2 separate regions of the Homo sapiens genome follow, and region 1 is linked to region 2. A link is an interaction called in ENCODE POLR2A ChIA-PET data of the cell type or tissue named here. Cell type or tissue: GM12878. All regions are shown on one strand. Links, peaks and the distances in the headings refer to the core of each region. The heading gives the core; the rest is flanking DNA.

Region 1 (2,923 bases), core at 157-2,656, 200 kb after region 2:
GGGATTTTTGAGGGAACACTTTAAATTTACAGATTAAGTTATGCAGTATTTTTTTTGGGGGGAATATTTGGTTTCTTATCCAAGTTTTCTTTGTTCATTTAAATATTATTCTTTTAAAAAGGTACAGTAGGCCAGGTGTGGTGGCTCACGCCTGTAATCCCAGAACTTTGGGAGGCCAAGGCAGGTGGATCACCTGAGGTCAGGAGTTCGAGACCAGCCTGGCCAACATGGTGAAACCCCGTCTCTACTAAAAATGTAAAAATTAGCCGGGCATGGTGGTGGGCACCTGTAATCCCAGCTACTCGGGAAGCTGAGGCAGGAGAATTGCTTGAACCTGAGAGATGGAGGTTGCAGTGAGCCAACACGGTGCCACTGCACTCCAGCCTGGGCAACAGACAGAGACTCTGTCTCAAAAAAAAAAAAAAAAAGTATAGTAATTTGTGTTCATGGTAAAATTCAAGCAATACAAGAGGCCGTATGGCAAAATGTGAATGAACCTTTCAGTTCTGCCCCTTACTCTCTGTGTGCTCTAGAGGCAAGGAGTTTCTGGTGTATGTTCATAGAGATATTCTATGCATATATAATCCTATACATGAATATAATCATTTCACTCTAACCTGCCATTTTTCATATATGGAATCAAGCTATACACACTGTTCTGCTTTTTTCCCATCTAACTATATACACCAGGGAGCATTCTGTATCAGTACACACAAATCTGCCTTATTCTTTTTAATAGCTGCATGGTATTTGACCCGTTAAATGCATCCAGAGTTTCTAATATGACCCCTATTGATGAAAGTTTGCTTGTTCCATCTCTTAAAAATAAAATACTATAATGAATATTCTTCCTCATATACTTTTGCACAAGACTATTTCAGAAAGACATATTCCTAGATATAGAATTATTTTATTATGTTGATGTATAAGGAAAATATACACACAACAATGTGAATATACCTAACACTCCTGAACTGTGCACTTAAAAATGGTTCAGATGGTAAATATTATGTGTTTTCTTTTACTACAATAGAAAAAAGAAAACGTATAATTTTGATAGATATTGCTAAATTGTCTTCTAAATCTTAAGGTAATATATTAATGATCTCTCACTTAAATTTGCCTTCTATTTGCAATATTTTGGCTCAGTTACTGTAAAAATAGATATTTTAGTGAGTCAAATATTCTGTAAGTCTTGAATAAGACTGTCCCACATTTCTCTCATACAGAGATTCTCAGAAAAATTCCCAGGGATCATGATGCTGTCTTATAAAACTGTAGAGGTTAAGAAGTAATGCTAAGAGGCCAGCTCTATACCCTTCCAGCAAAGGCAGCCTGTGCCAGTTTTATTAAAGAACAGGCATCACGAAATCACTCTGGCAGCTTGTCCTACTGTAATCTGGATTTGTTTGAAGACTCAACTGAAAGCAAACAAGAGGTTTCATATGACTCAAATCATACCTTTCAAACAATGTCTTAATTTCTGTATCGAGTATCTGTGACAGAATCTTTATTTGACTCCTTACCCTATCACCACTCTGAGTGTCATTTTATTTCTACCAACCACAAGTGCCCACTTACCCATACTACATGGAATTAAGCCTTGAATGAGGTAGGGGAGAACAAAGGAGGTGTGTGTCATCAATGTAACCCAAATAAGGTTGGGCACCCTTGGGGGCCATTTGCAGCAGGGTGACACACCTAAAAAAACAGACCCAATCTGACTCCCAGAAGCCTTGAAAAAGTATTAGAGGTCTTTGCTGAAGTTTTCTTGAGAAGGCAGCAAAGGGAAAATGACATCACACAATATTCTGCAAAGTATACTGCTAAAAGTTCTCTTTTGAAGTTTCCTCTTTTAGAAATCAAATTTACTCAAAGTCTTCTTTGGGTTTTTACTTTTTATTTTTCATTATTATTATTATTATTATTATTATTATTATTATTGGAGATGGAGTCTCACTCACTCGGTCACCCAGGCTAGAGTGCAGTGGCACAATCTCAGCTCACTGCAACCTCTGCCTCCCAGGTTCAAGTGATTCTCCTGCCTCAGCCTCCTGAGTAGCTGGGATTACAGGTGCCTGCCGCCACGCCTGGCTAATTTTTGTATTTTTAGTAGAGACAGGGTTTCACCATGTTGGCCAGATTGGTCTCGAACTCCTGAACTCAAGTGATCTGCCTGCCTTGGCCTCCCAAAATGCTGGGATTACAGGTGTGAGCCACCACGCCTGGTCTAAAAGTCTTCTTTGGATCTTTCTTTCTCCCTTTTCCTTGTCTTTATGCTCTAGTAGATTCTACCTAGCCCAATTTATGTCTTCTTTCCATTGTATTCCCACCCAGTAAAACCGAAATACCCTTTTAGAAGATGGAAGGAAAAAAGGGTTCTAAGTCCTTCCAATTTAATTTTTTTGTTGCAATAATAAGAGTAATAATGAGCTCATACTCCAAGCCATGCTTTGTACACGTATTATTTCATAACCAACAGAGGTAATTCATATTCTTGTTATTGTTTTTCAAATGTAAAATCTAAGGCTCAGTGAGCTTAGGTGACCTACTCGAGGTCAGAGACTTAAGAAGTACAGGTTCTCTACTGTTTTCATGGTTCTTAAGTAACAATGCAAGGCAGCAGGTGGCAAGGGTAAATAAGTGGCCTTAACAGTGCTTTGGGGCCCCATACTCTTTCTCTGACCTCTGCCTTTCCATATCCTTGTGTTTAGGCCTAGTAATGTCCCTTGATCCCACCTCAATTGCTAAACCAAACTCTAGACCCAGCATTTTGTCACCCAATTGGTGCAGCTCTGAACTCTGGGTTTCTGCTGATCTTCCCTCTTCTTTCTTTAGTGCTCCTGAACTTCTTCTCTCTTCAGTGCCCCTCTCTTCTACAGGACTGAAATCCTGCCCTGAGCTCCTGTCCTTTGGCTAGGGC
Region 2 (2,923 bases), core at 250-2,749:
TCTCTTAATGCCTGTTTTTGGTTAATGACGATGTGGTTGACGTTTCAGTAGTCAAAAGATGCGAGCTGAAAGGAAAGCTAAGCAGGTAGTCAAGTCAAACTGCAGAGGAAGATTTGTGGTAGATTTAATGTTTAAGTTTCAGAAATCACATGGAAAAGATATGTGGCTATTAAATTTGTAATTTTGTCCTTTTTGCCTCTAAAATTAAGGTGTGTCAACTAAGGGAAATTTGCCCCATGCAAGTAGGCTTGTGTGCAGGTACACAGAGGCATACATTTTACTTGAGGAAGGAGTGAATTTAAGGTTAGAGAGAGGTTTGTGGGTTTTTGGAATAAAAAAGTGGAAATGTGAAACAAAAGTTAAGTCTGATAATTTAATGACGAGTTGCAGATGTTTAAATTAATGATTGTAGTAGCTTGAGTACTACATGAATTATTATTTTCAGATAATGGCATGGAATTTCCATGCCAACAAGTTGGTTTAAGTGAACTACTTAAAATTTTTTTTTTAAATTATTTTGTTTGAGACAGGGTCTCCCAGGCTTGAGTGCAATGGCACAATCATGGCTCACTGCAGCCTTGATGTCCCCGGCTTAAGTGATTCTTCTACCTCAGCCTCTCCAGTAACTGGGAGTACAGGCGTGCGCCACCATGCCCGGCTGATTTTTGTATTTTTTTGTAAAGATGGGGGTTTCGCCTTGTTGCCCAGGCTGCTCTCGAACTCCTGGACTCAAGTGATCTGCCCACCTTGGCCTCCCGAAGTGCTGGGATTACAGGGGACTACTTTATTTTTGTTTTATTTTATTTTATTTTATTTATTTTTGAGACAGGGTCTCACTCTGTCACCCAGGCTGGAGTGCATTGGCGCGATCTCGGCTCACTGCTACCTCCTTCTGCCGGGTAGAGGCGATCCTTCCACCTCAGCCCCGGAAGTAGCTGGGACTACAGGCGTGCACCATCATGCCCCGCTAATTTTTGTATTTTTTTTGGTAGAGACGGGGTTTCGCCGTGCTGCCCAGGCTGTTGTCAAACTCAGGCTGAGCTCAAGCGATCTGCCTGCGTGCCTTGGCCTCCCAAAGTGATGGGATTACAGGCGTGAGCCACCACGCCTGGCCTACAGGGAACTACTTTAAAATTATCAAGTGACTTAATGTGAAAAATTTCTGATAACCACTGCGAAGATGTTTTATGACGAAGCACTTTGATTCATTTGAAAGTTAATTAAGAATGGAGTAGGAATGGTGAGGTTGCATATTAGTAATTCAAATTTAAGTTTTGAGTCTTTGGGTTATTTCCTTACTATTATGAAGCCTAAGAGGTGTGAAAATAGTATGGAAAACTTTGTCTTCTGTTTCACTATTAGTCTGTAATTTTTAGTTTTTAATTTTATATTTAGAGACAATTGTTTATTTTGTCTCCTTCCTCAAATCATTGCAAAGTATATATTTAGTGTCTATTTCTTTGTAGTGAGAGTTTCAGAAAGAAGCCATTGGCTGAGCTGATTATCCAATGAAGTTGTCTGACATGAGTTACTTTAGTTTGTGGTTTTAGATGAACAGTACATGGTGCACAGCTGTTGCTCAAACAGCTTTGTTCCAGCTGTCTTACTGGCCTGTCACAAAATACCCCACATTCCTTTTCTTTTAAAAACAGAACCTCTTGTAATATTCTATACATTATTACTTAAAATGGATCTAGTAATTAGTGACTTTTCTTCGTTTTTACTCCTATCAATAGCTGTTTACTTAGAGTAGTGCCAAAATGAATTATGTGACATAGATTTCAGCCTTGTCATATTTTTAATTCTTTGAAAATTAAAGTTGCAGTTGTGAAATATGTATATGAGACAAGTTAAGTGATTAACATTGAAAAAGGCACCATACATTAATTATGTCCCCCAAATAAGTAGCTAGTATCTAGATAATGAAACTAGGCATCTTCTATTTTCTTAATATTAACCTTGAGTTTGCATTAATTTCAATAGAATTATGAAATGAAAAGGTATAATATCATGTTCTATAGCTTGTATAGAACCTGTATTGATGAACTTTGGTTTGTATTTTTGATAAGCTGGTTGGTTGGTTGGACTTCATTTTCCTATACAATGCGGTAACTGAATTATATTACTAAGGGTTTCAAGTTTTGTTTTTTAATTAGGAGCAGGTACCTATGAAAAATACATTGAAGTAATTATGACTATTTCATTTTCTACCAGTTACAACCCTTTATGATTGGAAGGCAGCATGGCATCGTCATGGTCATTATTTCCATCCTACAGATGAGGAAATGCAGGCTTGGGAAGAAGGGATTTGCCCAAGGTCCTGTAGCAAGTAAAAAGCGAAGCTGGGATTTAAGTTGGTTTTTGTATTTCTAAATATGATCCTCTTCTCACTACAGAACTATTAACGTTAAGTTGGAATAAAAGTGCCAACACTTACTAGAGGGGAGCTGAAAAGAGTGATAGATACTCTTTCTGAAGTTCTTGGTCATGTGACTGTGTTAACAATTTGAATCTGGGAGGAGCAGTGGGGTAGGAGGAGAGGGAAGGGTGAGGTTTCACCCAAAAGCACACTTGATGTATTTGTATTTCTATTAAAACTGCAATTGATGGCTACTGATAAAAGCTAGTATAGAGCTGAAGATTTGCAGTGGTGTCCTCTCCAAAACGTAGTTTAGGAATACTATCATATGATTACTAATGTTGTATAAATGCATGAGAATGACAGATACCAAATTCAGGATATTGATTACCTCTTGGTGTTGGGGGAGGAGAGAGGGGAATATTATTGAGGAGGCATGCAAGAGTCTTCAATCATATTACAAATGTTTTGTTTCCTAAGTCGGGAGGTGAGTATGCGTATTTATATTTTTTCATAACATTTTCTGAGGTATTTTATAGTTAATTAAGAACAGAGAATGTACTC

What was found. Peaks named below come from ENCODE experiments on the same cell type or tissue, not always from the same donor. Only the 100,000 strongest peaks of a DNase experiment are listed, where the experiment ranks them.
Region 1: POLR2A ChIA-PET joins it to region 2 with 6 read pairs; 2 of 35 experiments call an interaction of 5 or more read pairs at or near these places.

What each region holds. Positions count from the first base shown.
Region 1 is chr11:14,143,656-14,146,578 of GRCh38, reverse strand. The region is part of intron 6 of SPON1 (spondin 1); the gene reads right to left. Among named protein-coding and RNA genes, the nearest start is that of SPON1, 180 kb to the right of the region's middle. RefSeq lists an enhancer at 2,410-2,922. In GM12878, for the core only: no CTCF peak of the experiment used is centred there; no DNase peak of the experiment used is centred there.
Region 2 is chr11:14,341,733-14,344,655 of GRCh38, reverse strand. All of the region lies in intron 1 of RRAS2 (RAS related 2), which reads left to right. Among named protein-coding and RNA genes, the nearest start is that of RRAS2, 16 kb to the left of the region's middle. In GM12878, for the core only: no CTCF peak of the experiment used is centred there; no DNase peak of the experiment used is centred there; H3K4me3 peaks cover 422 bases; H3K27ac peaks cover 875 bases.